3 separate regions of the Mus musculus genome follow, and all the other regions are linked to region 3. The links are chromatin loops, found by intact Hi-C in ENCODE. Cell type or tissue: left cerebral cortex. All regions are shown on one strand.

What was found. A loop is a pair of places that touch in the nucleus more often than their neighbours do. Peaks named below come from ENCODE experiments on the same cell type or tissue, not always from the same donor. Only the 100,000 strongest peaks of a DNase experiment are listed, where the experiment ranks them.
Region 1: a loop joins it to region 3, with 4 times the contacts of the local background. A loop is called at or near these places in 10 of 42 quality-filtered maps.
Region 2: it touches region 3 in a loop (4-fold over the local background); 11 of 42 quality-filtered maps call a loop at or near these places.

What each region holds. Positions count from the first base shown.
Region 1 is chr12:54,056,652-54,064,651 of GRCm38, reverse strand. Npas3 (neuronal PAS domain protein 3) reads right to left here. Exons shown (of 12, transcript NM_001370962.1): 10 at 2,522-2,669. Among named protein-coding and RNA genes, the nearest start is that of Gm35818, 81 kb to the left of the region's middle. In left cerebral cortex, a CTCF peak has its summit at 3,682 (motif pointing right); a DNase peak (open chromatin) is centred at 3,684.
Region 2 is chr12:52,915,871-52,923,870 of GRCm38, reverse strand. All of the region lies in intron 5 of Akap6 (A kinase (PRKA) anchor protein 6), which reads right to left. Among named protein-coding and RNA genes, the nearest start is that of Gm51971, 120 kb to the right of the region's middle. In left cerebral cortex, a CTCF peak has its summit at 4,759 (motif pointing left); a DNase peak (open chromatin) is centred at 4,682.
Region 3 is chr12:53,250,129-53,258,128 of GRCm38, reverse strand. All of the region lies in intron 1 of Npas3 (neuronal PAS domain protein 3), which reads right to left. It overlaps Gm51419 (a long non-coding RNA gene), which reads right to left and starts at 4,990. Exons shown (of 2, transcript XR_003950183.1): 1 at 1-4,990. In left cerebral cortex, CTCF peaks have their summits at 4,533 and 4,825; DNase peaks (open chromatin) are centred at 5,104, 5,796, 6,106, 6,434 and 3 more places; H3K4me3 peaks cover 2,858 bases; H3K27ac peaks cover 1,010 bases.

The sequences.
Region 1 (8,000 bases), 810 kb before region 3:
TAGGGTTTCTAGTAAGCGCTGCCAGGCAATGGGATGAAGACTGAGGGCAGACATTCCTGAACAGTGGAAGAGGAACATGGAGCGGGCCCAGAAGTGAAGCGTTGCTTGAGTAAGAATAATCCTTTCTGGCTAAGAAGGTGGGAAAGAAAAGCCAATTTAGGAGTTTGTCTTGTGCCAAGGAATGATTTTTTTCACTAGATTTCTAGCCTGCAAAATGGCACCCGTGAGTGACTCAGCCCACGGGCATCAGTTTCCTGTAGTCATGGTGCCACGGGGTCTCAAAGATCATGTGTCTCCCATTCACTGGTTGTTCTTATTAATCTCAGGGTGGGTCTTCAGGTCATCCATGAAAGATCTACCACACATGAGACCAAGGTGTGGAAGCCTGAAGGCTGGCCTTTGATGCCCAGACCGCTTTCTTCCTATCCATAAGGAATTTGATGAGCTAGAGTTACCAAATGCTTGTGGGCTGTTACTTTTCAGCTCAGGGGTAGATTAATAATGTTGATCCAAACTCTTCTCCTATTCCTTGATATTTCTGCCATCACAGGCAGAGTGGGAAGCCATGAGGTAGTCTAAAGGACTCTTGTAGAAATTACACAGTAACCAATAAAAATAGATAAATAAATAAATACCATTGTGTGTTTCTCAAGAAAATACACAATAACCAGTAAATAAACCCCAGGGAATGTGAATAACAAACATAGATACCCTCAGAGCTCTATGATGCACCAACATGGTAGACATGGCGTCTAACCTATAGTGAATGTTTACTGCCATTTATTTCTTCATAATGGCACCACCACTTTTGCCCAGCAAAAGAGCATCTGTGTCTGGTTCTATTTTCTGTTTGTCACAGGTAGTTTCATAGCTTTCTATAGTAGCAGTAGTGACGATTTCATAGAAAGACTTCAGAGAACAGATTCCTTGACATTGGGGCCTCCATGAAAAGATCACAACCAAAGGGGACCATCCGGTCCTCATGAAAATCAGCCCTCGGAGAAAGCCACACTAAACACACACACACACACACACACACACACACACACACACACACACGCTGGAGAGATGGCTCCACAGTTAAGAGCACTGACTGCTCTTCCAGAGGTCCTGAGTTTAAACTCCAGCAACCACATGGTGGCTCACAACGATCTGTAATAGGATCTGATACAGATCTGGGCGGTAGTGGTGCACGCCTTTAATCCCAGCACTCAGGAGGCAGAGGCAGGTGGATTTCTGAGTTCGAGGCCAGCCTGGTCTACAAAGTAAGTTCCAGGACAGCTAGGGCTACACACTGTCTCAAAAAAACAAAACAAAACAAAACAAACAACACATACACTTTTACCTTTAGAGAGAAAGGATAGCAGAAGAGGTCAAAAAAGGAAACAAGAAAGCAGATAGATGAAAACCCTCGTAAGTGGCATCCATTAAGGCCTCTCTAGAGCAATAATCATTAGCGTCTGATTGATATGGTGTAGAAAGCAAGCACATTCATGCCTCCAAGCCATCACCAAAGTGTGCAGAGCACTGAAGGGCCGGTGTGCTGATGAGTTCTGCTTGTTAACACTGCGGCCAGCCCCATTCGGCTGTCTCTAAGAGAAATGGGACTCAGGTAGCCTTTGTCGAAATTATCAGCCAAAGGGCACCAACTTCCATTCATTAGCTCTACTGGAAGGTTTTCTAGTCAGTGCACATGTGGATCCTGCTTGGTGCCTTTAGGACAACAGAGGCCTAAGAGTGGAATTACGGTGGTGGGCGGGAGCCAAGTGCCGTGATAGCTCTGTGACAAGACCAGTAGAGAACGTTCCTGAAGGCTTGCCCTCAAACCCAAGCCATCCAGTCACTTTACGGCTTGTTGGAATCTCAGTTGAAGAACAGACTTAAGGAAAGGGAAGGAAAAGGTACCTTGTACCAGCATTTAGGAAGCAGTTGAATTTGGACTGCTATGATACAAAGTTTAAAAACATAAAACTTGACTAAAAGCCCAGAGTGGCAGGCAAAGGAGTTACTATCATCGTCGTCGTTGTCGTCATTATTATTATTTTAATTACACTGAGATTACCAGTGCTCTGGCAAAGTGGCTCATCTTGCTTACCAAAATTTGAGTATCCAGAGAACAAATACCTGTGCAGAAGGTTGAGGAGATCAAAACGATGGAATGCGTAGGAAGCAAAGGGTCCGTGCTATTCCCCTCTGGCTCTGTTTGCTTCCCCAGGGACTAGAGTGCAAGGGCAAAGGTGGGGGCATAAGGAGATGATTTCTAGGATGCAGCAGCTTTAGGCAAATGTCTCTGGGTGGAACTTGTCCCAGGAAGGAGAGCAGCTCTGGGGACAGGGCTGCCCAAAGACTGACAATCTGAGATTTAGTGGGCTTTGATCATCTCCCATTTCTTTGAATCTTGCAGGAAGCAGAGCACCCTGCCTGTCCTTGTCCCTGTCCGAAGACAGTGCTCATGACCTGCCGGCTATTAGCCTCAGTGCATGCAGTTTATAACGAGAGAGAAATGTAATGGAAAAGGTACCTAAGAAGATAATTCACCCAGATGATGTTCTTCTCATTTGCATTCTTCGCATTAATAGCTATGGTGGCACTAGACTGTATCCAGATGTAGCCTCCATTCTTCTGCATCCAGCGGTAGTACTTGGTCACACACTGACCCTTATTCAGCACTGGGGTAGGGTAAAGAGAGATAAAACAAAACAGAAGGTGTAGTATTAAGATGGGGCATAGAACGGTTTTCATTTCTGCCCAACCTGAGACCAAAGCTTGGGGAGCCCAGCGTATGCCTGACTTAAGATGCTATTAGCACAAATGAAATCAACATCTCATTGGAGCAGCAGCTGCCTAGCTGGGGTTCCTGGCATCTGTAGTGAGGCTATATTCCCTTCTGGGCAGCCGTGGTGGAAAAGGAAGAATAAAAGGGCTACTAATCTTTTTGGCTCAGAGCACACCTAATGTGGTGTGGATATTGTCGGTGGGTTTAACATCAGATGGTAAGAAAGGCAAATCTCTGCCTGATTTATGCATAGCTCCTCCGAGTTGCCCTCCTTGAGATTCTGGTTATCTGAATGGTTCTGAAGATGCCTTCCCCCCCCCCCCCCCCGTCTTTGATCACTTCCCTTCAGCCTGAGCAATATCAAACCCGTGTCCTTAGCCATCCGTTCCTTTTGATCTTGTCCTACAGAATTTATAGTCCTTGGATGAAGTAAATTTACATTGGTCAGCCAGGGTAAATTGTGGTGAGACAGCTGAAGGTTGGAACAAAATATATCCCCGGGTTGAGTCAGAGAGAGACACTGGCCTAAGAGAGAGAGGCACAGCACTGACTTGACTTGAGCCAAACAGAGTGACAGCTCCAGCCAGACGCTGAAATATGGCACAAAATGATGGAACAAGTAAAAACAATCAGGAATGTGAACCGGTGCCTTTAAATACCCACTGTAAGAGAGCTTTAAAATGCAGATGTTTAAAAATGATAGTCTAACCAGAATCTTGCCAAGTTGAAATAGATTTGATTTGTATCTGGGTTCTCCTGAGCTAGTAAAAAGGGAAACTGTAGTAAATCACCCCCTAAATAAAGTGCTATGGAGGGGAATGGTTTGAGAGTATGCAGGGAAGGCTCTGCTTCAGGACGTGGAGACCACTGCTCACGCCCCCACAAAAGCTCACCAGCCTGCCGGCCACTAGAGGGCAGTGCGCACTCGTCTACATGCCCCACTTTTGGCATGTCCTTGTCTCCGTCTGCTAAAATGAAAAACCTCTAACTGCTGTAATAAATTTGGCTAAATTAGCTGCTAAATGGTTATCTCAAGTAATATGTATTTGCATTAATCATCTTGCTCTAAACCAGAACAAGCCAGAGTCCTAAAGACGTAGTAAATTCATATTGTCCATTTAATTACGGCTAATAAGTGCTTCATATACAATAGTTTCATGAAGTACATTTTGATTTTTTTTTGGGGGGGGGTGGATGGAAAAAGGGAGTCACTGTGGGAAAGAGTAACATTCCAGGCGGGTGAACCTCTTCCTTCATCTGAGAGTGGCCACTAATCAACCCCTACGTTCTGCATCCATAGTGGACAGACTTTCATGTTTTTCTCCCATTCTCCCCCCTTTTTTCTCACGATATGTTAAATGAATGGTTGTAAAATTTAATAATTATGTCTTCACTGTTGCTTGAAAAAGCCCTAATAAATGCTTCACACAGGGGCAAGTTTTGTTCTAAAGCTACTACCCAATGCAGGGCGTTGGAAGGCTGGGGGGCCATCACCTGCCCTTGGTGGTGGACTTCCACAGGTAGCATTGTGCCCTCCTTTTGTTGGTGACAGTAAGTTCTGCCATTCTGTATGCATGGCTTTCCAGGCTACCAAACTCCTAGTGGAGGCAGAAAGTGGTGAACTGCCAGGCGTACCACACGGCTCTCCTGTTAAACCGCCGTGGCATGCAACACAGGGTGCTCTCATTCAGAGCTGCTGGGCCTGGGTGACTTTTACCTGAGGACAGTGGCTTGCGCAAGTCTATGCAGAGGAAATCACCACACTCCAATCTGGTTGGTGACATAGTTCTTTCTATGTGCTTTCTAAGCAGAGTAAAGGATGATTCCTAATGGTTTTAGTATTTTTAACAAAGACAAAAAGACTAAAAAAAAACCTTTTTGCAGAATCATGTGAAAAAAAAAATTGAATTGGCGAGCAAGGCTGGCATTTCTTGGGTGGAGAATCTGAACCAGAGTGGAACCCAGAACAGGCAACAAACAACAGAAAACACCAACTCTAGAATATAGAGACTGAGAGGGTTAAATCGAAGAAACAAATAAGATCAAGTTAGAATGTAAAGAATCAACAGAATGACCACTCCACCCCCCATGCGGCTCCTCACTTAAAAACACCAACCTTCCTGACAGTTTTCAGATAAACACGTTTCTAATACAAAGAGCTGATGCAATGCTGTCTTTAGACAACGAGGGAGGAGGGCTTGGTCTGCTTAAAGGGCATTTGCTGAGAAGATAAATACAAATTTATTAGGGTCCATGAATACATTAATTCAGTCTTTCATTAAATCCAGGCTCAGGGATGCCTCGCCAAGAATACATTCCTGAATGACAAAGAGGCAGACAGGTGACTTCTGATGTGAAGAGGAGGCCAGGTGAAGGACTGAACACAAGGATTTCTTCCGCTCAGCACTGTGGCTGTTCTTGGGTCACTGGTGAATGGCACAGGTTTCAGAGGTCATAGTGCACAACTGAAGACAAGCAGTCTCTGGGTCATAATTGTTCCCTGGACTGGTCTTTAACAGAATTTGCCAGGGTCACCATCTTCACATGGTCTTCAGTGACAACTCAAGGGCTGGTGTTTTCTAAACGGGACCTCCATATACCGTTGGAATCCACAGAGAAGATCTGATGGTAGTTTCAGGAGGGAATGAAATGTTGACCAAAATATTACCTAAGTTTCCTTTTGTTTTTAAGTTCATATAAAAGAAGTTCCCAGAGTGCCTTCTTTCATACTGAATCAGGGATACTTTTTGCTCTAACTTCTTACAGAATATAAATTTATAACTTTGGGATGAAGCTTATTTCTTGGAAAAAAAAATCATACTGGCAAATCATTTGGATCATTCCAGCTGTGCCAGAGGCAGGATCTGACAGCTTTTCCTGAGCTCATGTGGCCCTAATCAGCTCAAGAAGAAAAGCCATGTTGGTGCCAGTTTGAAAGAGATTTTTAGTGTGTAATAAATTAGAGAACTTGAAAAATACAAAAAGGAAAAAAAAAACCCTAACCCTTTTGGATTCTCTGTTATCTAGTAGCTGCTGCTGTTGTTTTTGAGTTATGGGTTTGAACAGTAGGGAAAAATGAGGGGATATTTAAGTCAGCCTTCTTCACAAAGCTCCTTTTGTGGAGGAAGCCAGAAATAAGTACAACATAAGTTAGTTGATATGGCAGTTCTAAAAAAATAGAGTATGTACACACACGCACACACGCACAAATACACACACACACACACACACACACACACACACACACACACACTACAGCAAGAAGGAAGTACAGGGAGAGGAAATACCCAGGGCAATTGGTTTTTCCTGTGGCATCTGTGCCCTGTGGCTTGGGCACTGCTGACACACACGATCTGGCATCTTTGTGGCTTGTTTTAATGTGTACATTCTACTGTCAAGATTCCCAGGCTGGTTGCCTTGTGTACCCCTCAATGGAACTGACTGTCCACATCCAAACTTCTATATAGTTCTGTCTTTTAAGGGTATGCAGTTGAGGTATTAGTTTTTATTTAAAGATCTCAGAGTTTCCATGGCTTTTTCTTAGATTTTTTACAAGACATCCATGAAGACACGAGGAGGAGAAGACGCAGGTTTACCTAGGTTTCTTGAATGATCCAGGCTTTATTTTCTTCCTTTTACTTTTAGTCTAGGGGAGTATCAGTAGCCATTGGTGGCTGATGCTCTGAGAACTGCCCCCCTCCCCCACTTCCACACAGAAGGCACCAGACAGGCTGTGTCCCTGAGGAGGCAAGCTGACCTTACATTTGTGTAAGAAGAAAACAGTTCTTGTGTTCTCCTGATTCAGATCTGCCCATCTAGCAAGTAAAGAACCATCATTGAGGGTCTGTTTGTCTTTTAGTCAAAACACTACCCGATGCCCTATTGGGCAGGGAATGGCAGATGACATACCCCAAAGCCAACTGTGAAGGGATTACATTGTAAAATATGTGACCTTTGATAGTCACCCCTCCCCCAATAAATGACAGATGATAAGCTTTCCTGAGCATCCTTTTAAAATGTCACTTGATCTCTTGACTCAAGACCATAGACAAGAATGCTCTGTTTGTAAACAATACTCACTTCACCCCCAAACCCCACAAACTTCGTTGCCTTGGGGTTTGCACACTGTTCCCAAGCCAAGGATTTACATTTCCTTGGGAAAACTTTGTCCACAGACAGAGACAGTGACTGAAAGGATACAAAAGAAGCCAGTGTCTGCAGCGGGGATATCAGTCTGTTACCCTAACAGATTGGTACATATTTGTCTTTAGAGATATGAAGTGGGGAAAAAAAAAGGAGAGAATGTGGTGTCTTCCTATTGGGCTGTTGTACAAAACCAAGCCAGGGTCTAAACAGTGAGTGAGTTGTGTCTCATGGAGTAGTAAGCAGTGCACTGAAGAGACGAGCACACATCAAAGCAGGCATTTAGCACCGCGCCTCCCAGAAGGACGTTGAGAGGTTTGCATATGCGTTAAAAAGCTGCAGTACTTGGTGTACTCAGGTAAGTCTAGAGTAACTAGGAAGTGGTGAGCTCATCGGGCAGGCCAGGCCTCACATTCACAGGATTGAACAAGGAGCTTCATTATCAGCATGCACTAGGAGGACACATCTGCACAATTCTTACCCCCTCACGGAGCTACCTCCATCAGTAGCGGTGGAGTGGAGAGACTGGAGCCTTTTGCTTGGGATTCAAAAATGATTTTTCGAATGCATTGAAGTGGAGTGTGTGTGTGTGTGTGTGTGTGTGTGTGTGTTTAAGTAAGTAAGGATGTGTGTGCTAAAATCATGCTTTCTACTTAATTCCACAGTTGGGTGCTTAGCTGTGGCCACTGGTTTTCTTCTTTCTACATTCACAAAACTGGCAGATGAAACATGAAAAAGAATACTGACTCTTTAATCTCTGCTTCTTCACCTAAGGCCCAAGGCAGGCTGACAGGAAACTTCATTCTGGAAACAGAATTTTTGAAAAAAAAAAAAAAAAATTCTGGATTACTTTTTTTTTTTTTTCTCTCCTCTGCTTTTGAAAACTGTAGCCTACTGGAGAAAGAACCTGACGCAAGCCTAAGACAAGAACAAATTTCTTTATCTAAAAAGTTATAGTCCTTGATGCTTACAGGAAGGTCACTGTTAAGGTTCACATGGGAGACGGCGTTGTAGCTGAAACCGTGTTAAGTGCTTTATTTACTTGCGATGAGGACAGTTTTTCATTTAGAACCACTCAGAG
Region 2 (8,000 bases), 330 kb after region 3:
ACAGAACTAACCCTGTTCCTCTTAGTTGCCAGGCGAGAGGGCTTCTCTCCTGACAGGAGGCTCACCCTTTGGGCTAGGCTGCCTGATCCGTGAGCTTTTGGAATGTGTCCCCCAGTGCTGGGTCTACAGCCATGTATAGCCATGACCGGCTTGTTATGTAGGTACTAAATATTTGAACTCAGCTCCTCCTGCTTGCAGATAAAATGGTCTTACCCATAAAGCCATCTCTCTAACCATTCATAAATGTTTAAATTCACACTCTCGGGTTGATAAATGGCCTAGGTTGTCATGTGACAGGAACCCCTTATTGTTAATAATCTCTTCCCTAGAGACAAACACTTCTGTTGCTTTTGTCTCACTTTCTACCAGGGGCTTGCCTACATGGACACCAAACCCCCAAAAATGTTACTGAGACCTAAGGAGGAGAAACCAATGACCCTGTCTTCTTTTCCCTCGAGGGTGTGTCCTCAGATGAGTCATGTAACCCTCCGGGCTTCCGTTCCTTTATCTATAGTCAAGGCATTTGGACTCAATATTTTCCAGTCCTTGAATACTTTGATTTTTATCTTTTTTTTTTCCATCCAGGCAGTTTAGGAAGGGAAACAGGAGAAGTTTTATTTACTTTAAACTAGAGAATTTTCAAAGAGAGAAGAGTCTCAAAGGCTATCCAGCTACTCATCTACCCCAGGGCAGTTCTGTCCCCAGACTGTCCCTTCTAATTTTAGCCATCTCTGAGGAAGTCTCTTTTAACTTTTATCCTGAGCCCACATAGTTCTTCCCAGGAACTCAAGAGCTCTGTGACAAGCACTGTGAACTGCCCTGTTCCTCGGATTCTCCTGTCAAGTCACCTCTCCAGTATCTCGGTTGGAAATCAGAAGTCATACAAGAATGCGACAAGATCCACATGCCAGGTCACTTACCAAGCCCAGACCAGTGTCCCCATCCACGCCTCTGCACACGGACACTGCCCTAGCTCCAAGCCTCGTCGTTTCCCTTCTTAGGCCTCCCTCCACACTGCACATTGGTTGTGTGTTAGTATGCTACAGGCACTTTCATCTCAAACTTACAAATAGGACTATGAGCAGAATGGCCACACTCACCGCTCTCGGAGCCTAGTGAGTACGATTAGTCTAGAATTCCAGCAGAGTGTGCCAAGGAAGCCAGAAGCATCATGTGGGTTACTGCTAGCGGCAGGCAAGGGCTTCAGACCTGGACAGTTAAGGTCAAAGCCCAGCTCCCTTGTCACTCTCTGTTTAAGTCTGGGCAACCCCTGTCTATTTAGTTTTCTCATTTTTGAAAAGAATTTTAGTGCCTATTTCCTAGGTGGTAATAAAGATAAAAATCCCTTGGTACACATAGAACAAAACCTAGTCCACCATAATAGCACAGTTAATTGTTACTACACAAAACAACGTCTTCAGAAGAGCTCAGATGGAGGCCCACCTCTTCTTAAGTCCTTGAATGGCTGGCCAGGCATATGTATCTGGCTCAGCCTTTATCTGGCTGCAGGTGCTATCAGCTCAACTCCAAGGGTTCTCCACGCCCTTGTCTACTTGCTCCTCTAGGACTCTGTTCTTGCCGTGCCTCTGTCTGGCAAGTGCTATTTCAGCAAAGCCGCAACATCCTTTAAAATCCAATTCAGTGTGCTCACTAGCAAGATTTCCCTGATCTTCCACCCTAGACGCTTATAACCACAGCAAGCTTCAAGCCTCCACTTACCGACCCCTGTTCTAAATTATTGAGAGGTCTGTTTCCCACCCTTGAGCTCCTTGAGAAAGGGGCTGAGGTCTCACCCACTTTGGAACAAAAGTGCCTGGCACACATCTAGCCACCATAGAGGGGAGTGCACACCTCACGACTCATCCCGCACACCATCGCCCAACAGCCTGCAGCGCCGGGGGATATCAATGCGATCACTCTGCACTCGAGAGTGGTTGATGAATGTCCCCAAATTTTACTCGGTGAACACCATGTAAATGAGCTGTCATGTTCCTTCGCTTACAAAATTACTTGCCAATTACACTTAGATGACCCAGCATAATTGCCATATAAACTGTACCCTGGCTGGGGTAACCTGAATCATCAATTTAACTTTACCCTCTCATCATATGGTACTTAGCACACAATTAAATAAACGGCCAGTCACTGTACATTTTCCCAACAGAATGAAGTGGCTTTGTCATTGGTTCCTCGGTCACAACAATCTAGAACACACCTTCAACTATCAGAAACTGAAGGAGAGAACTTTGTGCATTTAAGAAATAATTTCCAAGTGTTTTTAAAAAATTAAAACCACGTGTTTGAAAAGTCTTTTTCTTGAAAACAGACAAAAAAATTTTTTTAAAAAGGCAAAAACCTTGTTCCTCCTAAAGAGACGCTGCTCCCAAGATCTCAGTTCATAAAAATGGCTCCAAGCCTTTGAAAGTGAGTCTAGCTCCTCAATCTATAATTTATTTCAAAGACTGTGTGTGTGTGTGTGTGTGTGTGAGAGAGAGAGAGAGAGAGAGAGAGAGAGAGAGAGCAGCTCAGTGAGGTTGACGCTCTTCCCTGATAGACTGGCTAATAACTTATGCAAGATGGAGATAGATGGGTGAGACTCTGAATGCTGACCGTGACTCTGAGTGACGGGATTTTCATTCGCTGCCCGGACGCTGCCTCCACACCTGACACAGGTAATCACATTGACTCCTCAGCTCCTCAGCATGGAGACATCAGGCCAAACGCGTGCTCAAACAGAGGTTCTGTCTGAAGGGACTATTTGACTTCCAGAACATACTGTTTGGAGGCCCTGATTGAAAAGAAGGTCAATGCTAGCCCAAATATCTCTCTACCCCCTGAGGTGGAATAATTGATGTGCGGCAGCCCTTAAGGATGTGGAGTCACCAGGGTGATGGATGGATATACGTATATTATTCACACGTACATCTGCTAATACACAGGTCCCAGTGCAAACACCAGGACTTAAGAATATTATGTGGATTTAGGACAATCCCTGAAGGACTCCGGTTCCATTAAAATCTTGTTTTGGCAGCCTGGGGCAGATCCATTCCAACTCCCACACGCTTTATGCATTCAAAAGGGGGAACCAAACCACTTTAAAAATAAATTTAATAAATTTTTGTAATGTCAAGTTATTAACATCCTGTCTAGTCATACAATGTTCATATTTTTAAGAAGTAATATTAAAGCTGCAGAGATGTTAACCCTTCTAATAGCTGAATTATCATTTTTATTTCCATTGTGGTTTTTTTTAATTGCTTTATCTTGCCAAAGGAGATGAATCACACCCCTACAAACAAAAGGAAACCTTCGGGTTCCCCCTTCTTGTCACAGATTCACTAGCCAAAACACAGAATTTCAACTTCTTTAAGAAGATGTGAGCCATTCCTACCATACACTCTTAAGTACTCAAGGAAGATGTGCAAAAGTCGCCCAAATAGGAGAGTCTTCCTCGCCTACCACTGCTAATGTCACCTTCCCAAAAGTCATCCCATAGGTAAATGTTCTCCTGGTTAATATAAAAATCTGAAGTTTTTACTATATATACCAGATAAACTGATTCAAGTTCCCAAAATTCCATGTGATAAGATGTGAGTCCCTGGTCCTTAATCAATGCCCTCAGCCAGTCCTGTGCATGGCCCACAGAACGCAAGGCCTGTCTGCAAACTTTTCTTCAGTGCTCAGTACACCATAGCTCTGGATGTGCTGTGCTCAATAAGCTCACCACTTCTCTGATCATCTAGTTAAAAGCAGCCATTACTGTCTGAGAAAAAAGTAAGCTATAAGTTAGTAAACTGGGCACTAACGATATTCAAAATCATGAGAATTGTTACATATTATGGCCTAAGAGCCCTTAAACCAAGCAGGAAGGAAGTGCAGTTCTTCCTGACTGGGAAAAGTAACACGAGTCTCCTAGACACACAGAATGAACCATGAGAGCACTGGAATGTGGTTATGACCGTCACATGGCCAAAATGAGCCTCCCTCTCTGCCTATGCCCCCTCCATGTCACAAGCAAAGGCAAAATGCCCGAATGCTGTAGTTCCTGACAGACCCCACCACCACCACCACAGCAAACGACTCAGGCTGGGTGCTGAGTATTTCAGATAAACAGGAGAAATGGTACCATATCCTGCTAAACACTCAGCCACACTTTAAACTGATGGGAGCCAAGGGACAAGCAAATGGAACGTCAGAGCACTCAGAAAGCTGTAGCCTTGCTCCTGAGGCTGAAGGGGGTGGTGGGCAACTGGGCCCAACGCACGCTCTGGGCTTTGAAGTCTGGCTGACTGAGCCCTGTTCCTGAGGAGCACAGCCCCACGGCAGGCAGCTCCTGTTCTTGTGAAGGAAGCTCAACTTGCTTAGGCCATGGCTGTCCGTCATCTCAGCAGAGAAGGGGAAGCAGGAAAGGTGAGCGGCAGGTGAAAAACAAACTCTTGTGATCTCTTAACTTCAAGCAATGAAAAATGGAGCAGAGGTAGACACAGGAGGGCCAGCAAAAGACCAGCAGTCAGAAGTGTTTGGGAACGCTGGTTTTTCTTGGGGTAGAAATAAAGGCGATTGAATCAGAAATGAAGCACAGAGATCTAGATGGTGATGGGAGACGTGTGCGTCTGCATTTTCTGATCATTCTCCTAACCAGACACGTCCGGTCCTCTAGTTAAATCCAATTGTGTTTATGAAGATCCGGGCGAGGGCACAATAAAGATGGGACCTCGAGAACAAGTGGAGTCTGGTGCTCCTCTGCCACCTTGTGGCAGCCAACACAAATTGCAGGCACTAATACTAGGATGAACAAAGAGGGTCAAAAGGCTGTGCTTTTAAAGTCCACCTGTAAATGGGGACTCAGATTTCCCACGCACAAACACGGATCTGCCTCGGTTCTTATTACCTACAGTGAAAGCTGTTCCTAGAGGATGATAGAGGTTTTTTTTATTACATGGGGTCCCTGAGCTGCTGCTGCAGGCTGCCTGGAAAAGGACAAGAAGGTTGTCTGCCAGTGTTAGACTGAATATTCGTGGAGCACGGTTTGAAAAAAGAAAGCAGAAATAAGGAAGAAGCTAAAGTGCCCATCATGACAAGATTTAATTAAATAAGCCGGGGCATGTCCACGTGATCAAACACTAAGGAGCTGTGAGAATGTACCGGAGTTCTTTTGTATACAGATGGAAACAGGTCTGTGGAAGCACTTTACTGACTTATATCCAACACGGACTTGCAAGTGTGCTCGTCTCACATAAAAGGGCTCCACAGAACACAGAGCAGACTGCCTGGGCTGGTTAGTCGGCAGGGTGGAGGTCTGTGCTTTTCGCTTTATGCTGTCTCACGTTGTTTGCTTTTCTCACTGAGTGTAGCGTGATGTTTCTCTTTAACTAGACATTGAGTGAAAGGCAGGGGCTGAATCGCGCTTCCTCAGTCCACACTACACACTGCTACATCTGTGGAGTGATGATGTCCCAGTAGCTTGGTGTGCGCGCGCACACACACACACACACACACACACACACACACCTGGCAGTGCCTGGAGGCCCGGCTCATGCGGAGAAGCATTCATCCATCTACACACCTCCCTGCATCTGAGTCTTTCCCACACTCAGTTGGGTGTAGTTCAGGGTGCCATAGACCAGAACAGGGCAGACAAAAAGATGTTGTCTGACATTTCTGACTGAACATGAGCGAGTCTCAAAAGCAGCTCTTGGTGTGAACCCCTGATTCGCCCTGTAATCTGCTCCTGTCCCCCTCCCCCAACCCACTCCCACTCACCCAGTATTCCATTCCCACTGCTCTGATGTTCTTGGGTTTTTGTTTTGTTTTGTTTTGTTTTGTTTTGTTTTGTTTTGTTAGAGACAGGGTTTCTCTGTGTATCCCTGGCTGTCCTGGAACTCACTCTGTAGACCAGGCTGGCCTCGAACTCAGAAATCCGCCTGCCTCTGCCTCCTGAGTGCTGGGATTAAAGGCGTGTGCCACTACCGCCCGGCTTGCTCTGATGTTCTTAATCTCCGAATCCACCTACAAACTCTTTGATCTTAAACTCGACCCTCTATATCTAAGGTTTTAGCTTTGATTTTCATGCCTGGTTTTGCCAGGTGCAGAGGTCCAGCATGGCTTCCCAAGTCTGCCTAAGTACAGGCACAAATTGTTGAGATGTCCCTGTACGTTTGGAAGAGACTTCTTGATGGTTTCCTTTCGAGATATTTTCCATTCACGGCACAGACAAGGGACTGCTTCCTTTGGTATTTAAGAAATGCATGTAAATCCAGAAGTAGAATAGTAATGACCCAACAGAAGACCAGACACAGATAATGAGCAGACAGACCCAAGGAAAGAAATGCAAACGATGCCCCCAAACATGGAGAAGGTGACAACCCCACCCCAAATGCTGGAAGCACAGTGGTCATCCCTGCTAACCACCGCATGGACAAGGCTAAGCAGTGTGCAACAAGCTTCAACAGCAGACGGCAGTGGGCGTGCTCAGCACGGAGCACACACCGCATCGTCTCCAAAGACAATCTAGTAATAGATGAAAGTTTTGAACGTGTATAGCCTTTTTAGCCAGAAAGTCTGAATGTAAGGACATGCTCATACCAAACAAGATGATTAAGGTCTGAGCATGTGCACAGAAGCATCGTTGGAGATAGAAGACTACACATAACCTAAGGGTCTAGCATAAAGGATTGCTTAAAGAAAATCACAGAGTACCCCAGATGGAAATACTGTTAAAGCCATCCAAAGAGGATAAAGTTGTGTTATAGTTACTGCTTTTGATCTGTTGCTAGTTTAAGCTGGGCACAAAGCACCGCACATATGTGTAGCTGTTTTTAAATACTTGGGATAATCGTGTGATGATATCAAGAAAGAGCAGAGAGCTGGTGTCTGAGAGGACAGGAGGGAGGCCTCTCCTCAGACCTTTATACTGCCACCCACTTCGAGTAGTTTCTGCCATGTCTGCACACAGCCAGGCAAAAATCCATCATTTTTGAAGAATGATAACTGCTTGTCCGTAGTAGAACATCAAATACTCTATTCAAGCCAGTCCTCTACTGTGATCATTCAGCTAAACTATGCCAGCCTGGCCTTACCCCCATGGGACTTGTGACTGACTCCTGTCACTCTTCTGCTTGACACAAAGCCAAAAGTTTCAGTACCCCTGAGAAACATTTGGCGATTTAAATCGTCACTTAGTGTCCCTTACTGTCCAGTAGCGCCCTTCAAGGCTCAAGTGGAGGCTCGACCTCACCTGACAGTCCCCTTCCACTCTTTTCCTCCATGACCCTCACCGTGATGTCCCTACCCCAGCTCTCTCCTCTCATTTGATCCAACAGAGTAATCTATGCCCTTCAAGGCCTTCATCTAATTATCTCTAGGAAAACATTAAACCTTTTCTCTGAACTCCTTCATTTATCTTATATAATTTTCCTGGTCAGGACTATATCGTATACCCTATGGTCATCTCTGTTCAATAGAAAGGCCCAAGAGAAGGCAGGTTCAAGCAGCGTGCTCCACACGGGGGCGGGGTGGGGGGGGTCTCATCCTGTGGATCGAGACCCCTTAGGAGATTTGGGAGGGTCAAAACCCAGAGGTTTACATTACAGTTCATAACAGTAGCAAAGTTGCAATTAGGAAATAGCAATGAAAATTCTTTTCTGGTTTAGGGTCACCACAACATGAACTGCATTAAAAGGAGGCAGTGTTGGGAAGGCTGAGAATCATTGCTCTAGCACCTCAGGATCTGCCTGGTTGCACGGGTGCTTCAGATATATGAACTAAAATCTTGAACCCATAGTCGCCATTGTGTTACACAGCTCTCACATATCAAATTGAAAATTACAAATGTTGCTTCTTAAGACAAGCATGGTGGTATCTGCTATTCTGGTACTCTGAGCTGGTGGCCAGCCTGAGCTACGTAGTGAGTTCCCTGACATCCTGGGCTACATAGTCAGAGAGTTCTTATAACAAACTTAAAACTGCCAGACAACATGAAATTGATCAATCCTTGTGCC
Region 3 (8,000 bases):
GTGTTAATAAGGGAAAACATTACTAGGAGTCATTCTAAACTCAGTGTGCTATTTCTGTAGATACTCCCATACATGATGTCCCTCAATATTATAAACGACCACTTCCCTACAATCCTCTATATCCCCACTCATGGTTGCTTCCTAGCACGCACGCACGCGCGCGCACACACACACACACACATACACACATATCACATACCACATACACACACACACATGCACACACACCACACACATACACATACCACACACCACATACACACACACACACACACACACACCACACACATACACACACACACACACACACACACACACACACACACACACCACACACATACACACACACACACACACACACACACACACACACACACATTGGGCTCTGATCATGGAAAATCCCACAACAGAGCAGGGGCCCTGGGAAGCAGACCTGATGTAAACAAATGAAATTATAGCATGCCAGTGAATCCCAGTCTAGGATCTCAAGCAGGGAATCAAAGGGGTCACTGAAATTTCTGCACTCTCATAAAACCACTTTGCTATACACAACTGCTGTGAAGAAGGATTGCGGAAGAGGCAAGAACAAAACTCATATTACTAAACCTATCAAACTGTCCTAATCTGTAGGTTATATTTAAAGGGCAATATAATTCTGATTTATTGCCAGGAAAAATGTTAATTATGTATAACTTCTGGCCAAAACTAAGTTGTACTATGTAGAGTGTGGGAACAATCATCCATGCCCACACCAAAAGAATGGACTTGGACACTAGTAGGGCAGTGGGATTAAATTTTCAATGGTGGTCTTGTAGGATCAGGTATCTGGTGAGCAAGTATAGCCATGGCTATTACAGCAAGCATTTTATCCCCTGGTATAAAGGGCTCTCCCTGACTTCCCAGTGACCTATTAGTACAGGGGTATATGAACTTTCTGAACAACTCCTAACCTTAATTCTTACGAGATGCTCCTATGTCCACATCTCTCAGCAAAGACTCTACTGCTCGTTCATCCTTCCCCCAAGATCCTGTTTGCTTAGGGACCTTCCAGATGCATGGACTTTGTCACATCAGCAAACCATTCGGCAAGTTTGGCTGCTAGTAATTTTCCACTCTGAGCTCAATTTCTAGTTTGAATGGAGGTAGTTAGAAGGCTTCTACAAGCACTTACTGGCTGTTAGGGCAAGGGCCCAGGACTGCTTGCTATCTGCAACTTGTAACTCTAAGGCTACCTAAGGCATCTTTGTCCTGAGAATGGACCATCCTATAATTTTACTCCTGAACATATGTATATTCCATACTATAGTATGATACACACACACACATACACACACACACACACACACACACATACACAAAACCTCTACTCACAGAATATCACAAATTGAGAAAAAGAACTCATGTAAGTTTTTCTTTTTAAAAGAGCATTAAATGATATTGATTCCAGTTAGTGCACCATAAAAAAAAATCAAATCTAATGAATGGCACATTGGACCTTTGCAGTATCTTTCTATATCTCTCAATTCATAAGTCAGAAATTAGGAGTCAGAAAGCATTCTGTGATGTGGGAGGGTCCTGTGCAACACAGGTCACTGTAACTCCTGACTCTGGAGCCCTGCCATCTAATATCCTCTCTGGTGGATCTATGATATGCCCATGCATTACAGTTCTTGTTGACAGCCTGTTGCCTTGGAAATATTTCATTATTTCAGTTTTTCCATTTGTAGACCCTTGGCCTTGTAATATGAAGGCCATCCTATTTCATATTTTCGATTATCATTTAAGCAATCTTGTGGAGCTATTTATATATATAAGCAAGAGTTAGACAACGCATATCATCATTTATCACTGTTTAAGCTAGCGTTGTAGGAATACCTTAGGAAAAGTGCCAGCCACCACCTCTACCTTTTAATGCCTTGCAAACCAGCATGGGCAGAACACATGCTTGACGCTGCTCTCTAATTTTCCTGGTTATAGGTCCATAGAGCGGAACAACTCTGTGGCAGTGCTATATAATTTGCAGCCTGTTAGAGTTTAAAGAAAATCAAACAAGTGTACATACACAAGGTTTTCAACTTACTCTTTCAAGCCCTAGAGCCATGTTCTCTGTATGTATGATTCAGAGACCTTCAAGGACTGCTAACTGTCATTAAAGACAAGTCTCTATGCACGGGATGTAAAGACAGAGTCTTTGCATACTACTATATTTGGGAGGTATGCCTGATAAATGCAAATGACACCTCTTCCTTAGTTTTGGTCATGGACATAACTGAAAAGCAGGAAAGCACTCATAAATAGCTGTGTGGCCAGTAAGTCAGGAACCACTCTTTAAATGAAACAAAAAACTTAAAACGTGTCTATGGAGGTTGGGGAGGGGACACATCATTTATTAACATATTTGTCTTCAGCTGCTCCTGCAGAGAAATAGTAATAACCACCCAGTTCCAGGGGCAAAGAACAAACCAAGGTGGAAAGACTGACTTAGTTGAAAGAGGGCTCTATGAAAAGCAACTTCCTTTTAAACCATCTGACTTCTCATTTCTCATTACAAAATGAAAACAACTTATACGTGTGACTTTTACACTTAAACGTGTTAAGAGCATTTAAAATCCTGGTAACAGAGTGAATCCTCGGAGCATAAAACAACTGTTTGGATAATGGACCAAGTTTGTAGCTATTACTGTTTCAAACAGTTTATAACTTCTTCCTTCCTCTCTTCTATAATGTCCCTTCTGTCTCCTACGGACTTATTAGTCCTCCCTTGCCCTATAGGTTAAAGTTTCTTAGATCCAACCTTTAAAGGGACAGCATCCAAGCTGAACAAGAAGATGCTATTAAAGGGCATTAAATTAAACATAGTATATCCCCCTACACCTTCAATCAGAATTTCAGACCAAGTGTTATTTAGTTCGGCTCTCAAGTGGAGCAGAATAACAAATCGCACACTTTGATTTACCTTCCTCGAATGCCAAATGGAGACAGGTGATAAAGGACGCACTCATGCACAGGCTATGAAGTTTCCTCTAGAAATTAATTCTATCTTCAAGATTCCTATCTCAGAGAAATTCCCAAAATGGCACACAAATAGGCCTCAGCTAGAGAGATTACTGGGGCAATCCTAGCAAATGCATTTACTACCAGCAGAAAAGGGAAGAAAGTAACTAGGAGGAAAGGAAGGAGAAAGGGAGGCAAGGAGGGAGAGGAGGAGGAGGGAAGGGGGATGGGCAAGGCAAATGGGGGGATGGGGTCAACTGTAAATTGATTTCAAAGTATTTATCACCTCGTTACATAAAAGGCACCATTCAAAGCTTTGCACAATGATCTGAGAATAGATTTCTGTCTCTAAAGGGTAAAATGTTTAAGATGTTAATTCTTCATGAGACACAAATATTAAGAACTAGATGTTCATTTTCAGCTATCTTCAGATGTGTGATTTTCTAGTTTCAAAGTAATCATTGATGAGCACAGCATTTAACATCTTTTAAAACTAGATGGCATATGACTCCTCCAGTACACGGAGTTTCATAGAATTAGCTAAGACTTTAGAATAAATCGACTATGTGTCTACTTTTTAAAGCTGTTTGCTTAATCCTACTCCGTCTGCTGTCTTTTTTTAAAATGAAAATAATGTATAGCAGGAAAAAAAATAAAACTACCAAAATGGCAGGTTTTTAAATGAACAGTTCTCTGAGTGTCCCTCCGTCTTCGTTTGCTACACTAAAGCTATGCTGTATTCAAAATAAAACTATCCATATGATAACCGAGTCTTGCATCTAAGCACTTCTCTTCTCTCCGCTTCTTTTCAAATTCTCCTAAGCCTGTGAGGAAAGTAACCGCTTGCTGGGTGGGGGTGCACAACTCTGTATTTGTTTTCTTCTTGAATCAATGGGTAACATTTCATACTTCCTACTGAGCCTTTCCTCTTGGAGACAGAAAGAGATATTCACTTTGCTCAAACCGATATGCTATACGCAATTAATGTCATTAACGCTGTCAATTAATAGCAAATAGGCTTCTAAACAAAGTAGGCTGGGTGGACAGCGGGAGGGAAGCACATCGGAGCTGGGGGGCGGGGTTCAGTCACTCTGAAACCTAACAATGCTGTTCACGTAGGTTGGTTAGGGATGTTTTGAACACAAACTCCCTTTCCCTTTGGCTCTAGTAGTTTAACTAACTTCAGACAGATATGCTCCACTGAGCCCCTCGCCTGGATATGCAATTCTCACCAGGAACTTTTTCAAACACAGATTCCCCAAACAGTAACTAACGGGGTAGAGATGCTCAGACCACTGACGTATTTTGGATCTTGCTGTTTGTTTGCTCATTTAGACTTAAGGGGTTTCTTCTTTCTTTTTCTTTCTCTCTTAATTTTTTTTTTCCTCCTGGAGAGGGGGTGGAGAGAAGGGGAGGGCGAGAGTGGAGGGCAGAGTCGGGGACCCACAAGTTGCTGGGCTCAGGGCAGCGGCAGCGGGAGGCGGCGCGCCTGGCTGCGCCCGCCCGGCCTAGCAGCTCTCGGAGACGGCCCCTGGAGCCCTGCGCTCGCCTCCCGCCCCGGCCTCCTCCCCCTCCCCTCACCCTCCCCAGCTCATTCCCTTCCTAGAGAGCAGCTGCAGCGGGACCTGCGGCGGCCGGGGGATTCCCGGCCCCCACCCTCCCTCCCGCGGCTCCCGGCACACACAGCTCTTTTGGGGTTGTTTGTCTTTTTTTTTTTTTTCAATCTTTTTTTTCCTCTCTCTCTCTCTTTCTTTTGCTTTTTTTTTTTCCTCCTTTTTTTTCTATCAGCGAGTCACTCCATTCGCCGAGCTCAGGAGGTGCGACTTGCTCGCCGCCCGCCGCCGCCAGAGCCCGCTCGCTGCCGCAGCCGCCGCGGGCGGACAATGCGCTGGGACCGGGCAGCGCAGCCCCCCGCCCCCGGGACCGCGGGGCCGGGTCCCCGAAGCGGGCTGCGGAGGGAAGCGAGCCCGCCCCCCCGGGGGGCGGCGGCGGCGGGAGCTGGGCGCGGGCGGCAGGTTCAATAAACAGAAAAGTGTTACCGTTCTCGCCTGGAAGGATCCTGCTGAAAGCTGGGCTTGGTGGGCGCCATCTTCCTGCAATTTTTTTTTCCTCTCTTACTTTTTGCCTCGCTCCCCCCTCCCGGGGCGGGGGGCGTGGGGAGGGCGGGGGTGTGCGTGTGCGTGGGCTGGCGGGAGAGAGTGCGGGCGTGCGCGGCGCTCGGGGGCCCCGGCGGGCGGCGGCCGTGGCCGTGGCCGTGGCGGCGACGGTGGCGGCGGCCGCGCTGCTGAGCCTGGGAGGCTACGGGAAAGTAGTGGGGCCCGAGCGTCGCCGGCGGCCGGACGTCCCCTCGCGCCCGGAGTGCTCCCAGCCGCAGCTCGCCGCCTCCTCGGCTGCCCGCGCCTGGTCCTCCCTCTGCTCGCCGGCCGCCTCGGTCCATGCGCCGCACAGCGCCCGCGGCCCGGGCCGCCCCGGCTCCCGAGACATGCCCGGCGCGGAGACAGGCGGCCGGCGCGGGCGGCGGCGGAGGAGGGGCGGGCGGCGGGGGAGGCGGCCGCGCGGTCCCGCGGGCAGCCCGGCCGGGGCCTCCGGGTGCTCGGGCCGGCGCGCGGCCGCAAGCCCCCTCGCCGCAGCCACCGGGCTCGGCCGGCGGGCAGGTGGGGGAGCACACCCTCCCTGCAGGGGGCGGCGGGGGCCTAAGAGTGGAGGGACCCAGAGAGGGAGGACACGCGGGGGGGTCCCAGCTTGACCACTGGGAAAGTATTTCTGGGCATTTTCCAGTTGCTTTGCTCCAGAGCTCTCTCTTCTCCTGCAAGCTGATACACACCCCCTTCCCCCTCCCCCTCCTTCGCTTCTCCCCCACCCCCTCTCTCTGTGTGCCTCTGCGCTCGCTCTCTTCTCTCTCTCTCTCTCTCTCTCTCTCTCTCTCTCTCTCTCTCTCTCTCTCTCTCTCTCTCTCTCTCTCTCTCCTTCTCTCCTTCCCTCCTTCCCTCCCTCTCTCTCCCGCCCTCTCTCTCATTTGGGGACTGGGAAGCTTGGCTGCTGGCGCAACAACGCCACTCAGTTGCAGTTTCAAACACTTCCCTTCTCTAGAGTATGCCAGCCTGCAGAAAAGAGAGAGTGGGGTTTATAATGCCAGGAGAGTAGGCTGGACTATCTTCAGGGACAGTGGAAATAAAAGCGTGAGGTGATGAGTCTTGAGCTGACCCAGGCCAGCAGGCCCAACTGCCCTGAGCCTCTGAGCACGGATGCAGGACTTGCACCTTGTGACTCTGGCGCCCTCAGCCAGGAGCCAGAGCCAGAACATCTGCATTTTCCACACCCGTACAGATATGCAGACCCCAGGGTTCATAGGCCAATCCGCAGGCGCTGAGACGCAGTTACATACAAATGCCTTTGCAGAGCCAAGTCCCGGTTCCTGGGACTGGATTGCTGGCCTCTGGAATCTAGTCTAGTCGCCTCCCATGGAAGCCTAGAGAAATGGCTACTCAGTGCAGAGCTAGATGGATATTTTTTTTTACCTGGAGAAACCCCGGGCAGTCATTTATCCACTATGCCACTCTGCAGAATGGGGACAGCTCCTTTTGCAGACTAGGGCCAGTTCTGTATTAAGCAGGCAAGACAGACACCCAAGACTGTTCCGCGTTGAACAAATGGAAGAGTCTGGTGGGAAACATCATTCGTGAGTGAAGCTTTGCCTTCTGCTTTAAAGTTGGGGTGGGGGTGCTCAATGAGTGTCTCCTTGTGTGCTACCCTTCCAGTTAAGTAGGGAGGGGATTCTGAACTGCTACTGGATTCTTAAGTGTGGTGACAGAGCTGCAATATCTTCACACTATTGAAGACTCTCTGGAGTAGTTAGTAGGCGCTACAGGTAGGAGAGATAGGAGTTGGGAAATGAATTGGAGCAATGATGAGTGTTGCCTACAAGACAAATGGGGGCTAGCAAAGAAGAGAGGAGTTAACCAGTTGGAAGTTCTGGTTCCAGGAGACAGTCCAGGGCAGTTCTGCCCTGAGGTGACAAATAAGAGAAGTTTGTGCTCTCTCAACAGGCAGGCCACTGCTTAAAAACCCACTCCTGTCACCCCTCATCAGATCCCCAAAAGTACTTTAAAATTCTTAAACGTTATTTCACAATTCTTTTTAGCAAAACGTCCAGGTCTCCGGGAGGAAATTAAATCTACTCCTCAGAGCCCCGAAGCCAGTCCTGGTGACTCCTAGTGCTGGTGAACTACGAAAGGAGACTCCTGGCTTAGACCTTACCTCCAACACCTGCCAATAATCTTCTTGCCCAACTCTTCTGCCCCCAAATTAACTAAAATTAAAGACAGTAACAGGTGTCAGGAGATCTGAGTAACACCATGGGAAGAAAACTGCATTTCACTACTATCATCTTACCTTGTCAGTATGAGAGAACACTTAAATCAAAGGAAGCCATAATTCACTCCAAAGGAGAAAGTTTAGAGGGTTTGGTGGGTTTTTGTTTTTGTTTTGTTTTGTTTTGTTTTTCACCCCTGTCTTTAGAAGACCAGTGGGTTGAGGTTTAACAAGTGGCCTGAAACCCAACAGGAACCTTTAAAGGGAAGTGTTGAGGCAGGTGCTTGGGGGTGAAGTGGGGGGATGACTTCCCCTGGATACTCCTGAACCCCCAAATCATCTTTTTCTTCTAAAGGACAATGCCAATGCTGAGGGGGAAAAACCCTAAAAGCGGGAGATTCACGACAGCTCCTTATGCCCAATTTACATCTTTTGGGTCAGCTCAAGTTCCTGGAGGTCCCTGGAATTGTCCAAAGGCCATGTGACATTTCTGACCCTTGAATCTCTTCCTCAGAGACCACACTATTGTCACTATTGCCTACACTTCCTAGTTAAAGTGACCGCCAGATCCTATTGTCATTTAAATGTTTTATAAAAGACAAAAAAAAAAAAAAAAAAACCCATACCTGAACCATGAAATGGGGAAACTGAATTCTTTACTGGTGTTCTGCTTTTGAAAGATGCCCAGATCTTTT